2 separate regions of the Homo sapiens genome follow, and region 2 is linked to region 1. Evidence: read pairs that join two places in POLR2A ChIA-PET (ENCODE). Cell type or tissue: PC-9. All regions are shown on one strand. Each heading gives the region's core, and the rest is flanking DNA. Links, peaks and the distances in the headings are about the cores only. Region 1 has its middle 24 kb from the start of BCAR3. Region 2 overlaps BCAR3 (BCAR3 adaptor protein, NSP family member).

Region 1 (2,862 bases), core at 107-2,606:
AGCAGCAATTCTTCTTCTTTTTAAAAGCCTATCAGACATTGCACTTCTATTTTTCATGGTTTACTTACCTTCAAGGACTATGGCAGGTTTTGTCTTTTTCCTAAGACAAAAGTACACACACATTCCTAAGAGTTAGTTGCTCCAAAACTCAATAGGTACATGTCAGCATGCATTTAGCTGCAGGAAAGCCAGTTTTTGCCAAGCCTTACCTAGTTCTGTTTAAAGCATCTTTTCTATACATTGTTATCAAGTTAGACCAATGATCTTCCTAGACTGGGAGGTCTGACTTGAGCTGGTTCTAGCTCCACCCGGGGTTGTTTCCATGTTTAGGAGAAGGGGGTGGAGTCCTGATCCAGGTGGGAACCCAACTTGTGGGGTTTCTGCGTGGAAAAGAACTTCACGGGCTGGGTGGTATGTAAGCATCTCCATCTCGTGCATTTAGAGTGGCAGGTCTTAGGACTGCAGTAATTGGTCCTCCCTGGACCAATTTACCCTGTGACATTGACTTTGAATGTAGGGTGTATGTGTTCCGGGCTCCCTTGTAAATGCGGAAATAAAGGAAAACTGACAGACCTCCCAGGGAGAGAGCAGGAATGTTATGCCATATAAACCCACTACCAGCCCTGCAAACAACTGCCAAGGTGCTTCAATAAAATATAACTTCCGACCACCTCCAGCCCTAACACTCCCCTGTCAAATGCCAATTGTTTGTTTAGAACTTCTCCTCCCACTAGGGTTAAGAGGAGCAAGGTGGTTCAACTGCAGTTTCCCCTCCAGCCACTGCTCCCTTCTCAGGGTCTGTTTGGGATACAAGTCAAGGTCACAACTCTGTGGTGCTCCCAGCACCTGAAACCCTCCCCACCTTACGGCAGGTTATTCAGCCTCCCTGTGGCTGCCTTTCTTCACCACTGAAATGAGGATAATTATGGTAACCATCATTCTACCTCATAGCACTGTTGTGAGAATTTAATGAGTTAGAATGAATTAAATGTCAGACAGAACAATTATGGTCAGCTATGATATCATATTGTCATTACTGGAAGGGAGAGGATAGGAAAGGAGGTGGCTGAAGCCAAAGCCCGGTCTCAAGGCTGCGATGAATAAGGATCCTAGAGTCACCCAGAAACAACTACGCTGGAGCTTCTGCAGGTTAACAAGAGGATTCTCATACACTCCAGGTACTGCCCCAGAAGTCACTTTGTAGGCTGGATCAACACCACCCCACAGCTCCAGCTGCAGTTTCTGCCCTGCACTCTGGGGCAGAGCAGCAGGGGGCCAGGCCACTTCCTACCTTGCCTCTTCCTCCTTTCTCCAGGCCAGCTTGGGTCAGATGAAGCAGCTCCTGTAGTAGAATGCAAAGGAAAGACCATCTCAGGTGGGTGTGAGGCAATTACAGTAGCTTCAGGGGAGGCAGAGTCACTTGGGTTCTGCCAGTGGGTGAGTAACCTGGACCTCAGCCTGGTTGGATTCAAGTCTACAGCCCCTCCTGGAGTCACCTTCTCTGGGCTGCAGAGCTCACACCGCCCATTCTGCCTAGATGTTTCTTTGCCTGTTGTCTCAGCAGGTTACAATTAATTACAAATAACAGTGACTCACAGGACAGCAGTTCCCTTATTTGCCAGGGAAGTCTTATTAAGATTAAGCTATTCTCCCAGGAAAGAAAGGTCTTTACTTTTCAATAGAGGTAGAGGGAAGCAAGCAGAGGACTGTGATTACAGCACAGACTCTGGAGCCAGATCGTCTGGGTTTGAATCTGGCCCCATCACTTACAAAGAGGTGTGCCCTGGGACAAGCTAGTCAGCCTGTGACTCAGTTTCCTCATCTGCAAAATGGGGATGTAAATAGTACTTACCTCATAAAGTTATTATGAGAGTTAAATGAGTTAATATCTATTTGGAGCTTAGAACTATGCCTGGCACATAGTAAGTGCTTATATAAATGTTTGATAAATAAAAGTCCAATAATGGAGAATTACTTATATAAATCTACATAATTCAATATTACACAGCCATTATAATTTCTATAGCAACATGGGAATCCATTCATGATCTATTACTAAAGTAAACAATATACAGTTTAATAGTATACAGTTTAGGCCGGGCGCAGGGGCTTACGCCTGTAATCCCAGTACTTTGGGATGCAGAGGCGGGTGGATCACGAGGTCAGGAGTTCGAGACCAGCCTGGCCAACATGGTGAAACCCCGTCTCTACTAAAAATACAAAAATTAACCAGGTGTGGTGGCGGGCGCCTGTAATCCCAGCTTCTCGGGAGGCTGAGGAAGGAAAATTGCTTGAACCTGGGAGGCAGAGTTTGCAGTGAGCTGAGATCATGCCATTACACTACAGCCTAGGTGACAACAGCAAGACTCCATCTCAAAAAAACAAAAAAAGTATACAGTTTAAAACAAACTGTATAATATTATTGCTGAAAACAGAAAATAAATCTATATGCATTTAAAAAAATACTAAAAGTATATACACCAAAGAGTGTTTCTCTGTTTTCCAAAATTTCTGTATTTTGAAGTACAGTAATTAAATAAAACAGTGAAAACTATTCAGAAAGGGATCAAATGCAGTAGATATGCAAAATCCGCATTAAATAATTATGCTTTAAAATAATAATAATAGGCCGGGCATGGTGGCTCATGCCTGTAATCCCAGCACTTTGGGAGGCCAAGGTGGGCAGATCACTTGAGGTCAGGAGTTCAAGACCAGCCTGGCCAACATGGTGAAACCTCATCTCTAAAAATACAAAAATTAGCCAGGTGTGGTGGCGCGTGCCTGTAATCCCAGCTACTCAGGAGGCTGAGGCAGGAGAATCGCTTGAACCCAGGAGGCAGAGGTTGCAGTGAGCTGAGATCG
Region 2 (2,983 bases), core at 212-2,711, 61 kb before region 1:
TCTCAAAAAAAAAAAAAAAAAAAAAAAAAAAAAGAAATTTTTTTAAAAATACAGAGAGAGAATAAAACAGTAGTTATGGGGATGGGGGCAGAAGGCAGAGGAAATGGGGAGATGTAGGTCAAAGGATAAAAAGCAGCAGATACGTAGGATGAACAAGCATAGAGCTCTAATGGACAACATGAGGACTATAGGTAATACAATTGTACTGTATATGGGATTCATGCTGAGTAGATTTCAACTGATCTTGCCACAAAAACAAAAAAGTGGATAACTATGTGAGATGATGAATATGTTAATTTGCTTCAACTTTAGTAACCTTTTAAATATTGCATGTATTCCATAGCATCATGTTGTATATCTTGGATACATACTGAGGACTAAGCTCAGATTTTTTAATCTTGTCCAAATTCCTATCTAAGGGGTCTGGAGAGTCATGCCCTACAAACCATAAATTCTCATCAGATGGGTTTTATTTAACCCTATATATCGTGACTTACTTTCCAATCTGACTCTGGCATAACATGTGACAAGAAAGTCAAAATATTTTACCCCAAAACATGTTTCTTTGCCATATTTTGGAATGGCCCTGCAAAACTGTCCTTTGTGGGGGAAAATTTGCATCTGTAAAGAATCTCTAGTAACATAGCTAAATCTTTTTCTTCCAGGCCCTCCCAATCCTAAAGAAATTAACTAAAAGTCTAGCACCTTTTAAAGACTGGAACAGGAAACATTTGTCATCTGTTGTCTCTAAGGACAGCCACTATAAGACTTCAAAGGAACCTTGGTCTCCACAATCTTTTATCTTAACCTGAACATTTCCTTTCTATCAATCCCCAGTCTTTAGACAAACTCAACCAATTGTCAACCAGAAAATGTTTAAATTCACCTACAGCCTGGAAGCCCCTGCTTTGAGTTGTCCCACCTTTCTGGACCAAATCAATGTATTTCTTAAAAGTATTTGATTGACGGATGGCTCATGCCTCCCTAAAATGTATAAAACCAAGCTGCGCCCCAACCACCAGGGGCACATTCTTTCAAGACCTCCTGAGGGCTGTGTCACAGGCCACGGTCACTCATATTTGGCTCAGAATAAATCTCTTCAAATATTTTACAGAGTTTGACTCTTTTCATTGACAATAATTTGATGCCCAAACATGTGGGGCCTCAGAGAAGACTCAGGACCCTGAAGGAGTTGCCCAAAACTGGAGCTAAGGTACCAGCCAGGGCCCATTGAAGCCTCACCCAGTTTGAGCTTCTCCTCTGGTGGAACTGGTAAGTCCTCCTGAGCTCTGGACCTCCTGTTTTGGTTGATGGTCCTTAATTTATTCTTGAGCTGATTTTTCTCCTAGGAAGTTGTTGTTTAAGAATCCTAATTCCAGTTCGAAGGTGCATTCTAAAGGGTCTCCTCTATTGCTTTTTCTCTCAGAATTAATCTCAATTTGGCTTGACTGTGCATATTTGCGTGAGAAACTGAACTGTTGTTTTCATAGGTAAATGAGAGACTGAGTTTTTTCAGCTCTGAAGAGAAAGGGCATTTGCTCCTCCCAGCCAAAAAGCGCCCATGGGTGACTGGGGGCCTCGTGGGAGTGTCTAGGGGGTTGGCCCCCCACAATGTGCAGCAACCCTGCAGGGAAATCCTCAGTGCAAATTAATTTTTAAAATGGCTCATCCAGGACACATATCCATCCACCACACAAAAATCCTAGGCCAGAGCTCAGTTCCTCCTTTCAAGGGGGAAAAAAAAAAATGTGAGAAAGAAATACTCTAAAAATAAGGAGAAAATAAGGAGAATGATCCCCTTTTGAGTACTCTGTAGGTTTTATGGCACCTCTACTTCCCAGAGTTTATGTAAAATAGAAGTAATATGGTCTTTGTGCACATTTACATTAAGGAAAAAGAACCCTAGGGTCGACCTGCAAACTATAGAGTTCCTAAATTCTCTTTTTCTGTCTTCCTTTCTGCCTACTTTAAATCTGCTGTTACTTTTCCACTGAGATAAAAACCACTGTTTGGATCTAACAGTTTTTTTTTTCTTGCAAGCCAGTGAATTTATACTTATTTCATGGCTAAAGTACTAAAGTAAAGCTACAGGATCTTTGTGTGTGTGTGTGTGTGTATATATATGTATCCATGTATATTTAAAAGGCCATTATAGACTATATATGCATTTTATGATATGCATATATTATACATTATATATACATGATATATAAATATATAATTTTATAATATTTATGTTTAATTGGCAGCTAAATTTATTTTAATTTCCCTCTAGCACACCAAACTTTTTCTCCCTGTAGCTTATAATGTAAATTTTGCTATCGGATCTTCACCTAAGTTCTTTCCTTTCATATGAAAATTTAGGACTATTTAGCTGAGAACTGCCTAGAGTGATGCAACATGTTATTAAGAATTTTTAACTAGAAAAAAGGAAAAAGGAAGTCTTTATGAATCTATAAAATGTATTTCTATCAGCATGCCTAAATACCTCTATGTATTTATACATTGTGTAAACAGTGTTTCACTACTAAAAATATATAAAGAGCTCTAATTAATTGGCTTAAAAAATATATAAAAGCACTTAATCAGATACTTAAAAGACTAGTCAAATGCTTTTAGACATAACCCTATAAAGTTTGAATTAGACAAAGATATTTTACCTTTAATGAGAACATTAAAAATAAAATGTTTTCCTGTAATTCTTAAATTGGAAATTACCCAGATACCCATGACTTAAGTAAAATCTTTAATAAATAAGGTGGCTTTAAAATTATTGGTAGGCTGGTCACGGTGACTCACGCCTGTAATCCCAGCACTTTGGGAGGCCGGGGCATGTGGATCACCTGAGGTCGGGAGTTCAAGACCAGCCTGACCAACATGGAGAAACCCTGTCTCTACTAAAAATACAAAATTAGCCTGGCATGGTGGCACGTGCCTGTAATCCCAGCTACTTGGGAGGGTGAGGCAGGAGAATCACTTGAAT

The links. ChIA-PET counts read pairs that join two places held together with the same protein. Peaks named below come from ENCODE experiments on the same cell type or tissue, not always from the same donor. Only the 100,000 strongest peaks of a DNase experiment are listed, where the experiment ranks them.
Region 2: POLR2A ChIA-PET joins it to region 1 with 7 read pairs; 6 of 35 experiments call an interaction of 5 or more read pairs at or near these places.

What each region holds. Positions count from the first base shown.
Region 1 is chr1:93,704,801-93,707,662 of GRCh38, forward strand. It overlaps a transcript of BCAR3 not described here. Among named protein-coding and RNA genes, the nearest start is that of BCAR3, 24 kb to the left of the region's middle. In PC-9, for the core only: no CTCF peak of the experiment used is centred there; a DNase peak (open chromatin) is centred at 1,421; H3K27ac peaks cover 2,038 bases.
Region 2 is chr1:93,643,542-93,646,524 of GRCh38, forward strand. The region is part of intron 2 of BCAR3 (BCAR3 adaptor protein, NSP family member); the gene reads right to left. Among named protein-coding and RNA genes, the nearest start is that of BCAR3, 37 kb to the right of the region's middle. RefSeq lists an enhancer at 510-1,231. In PC-9, for the core only: no CTCF peak of the experiment used is centred there; no DNase peak of the experiment used is centred there; H3K27ac peaks cover 1,545 bases.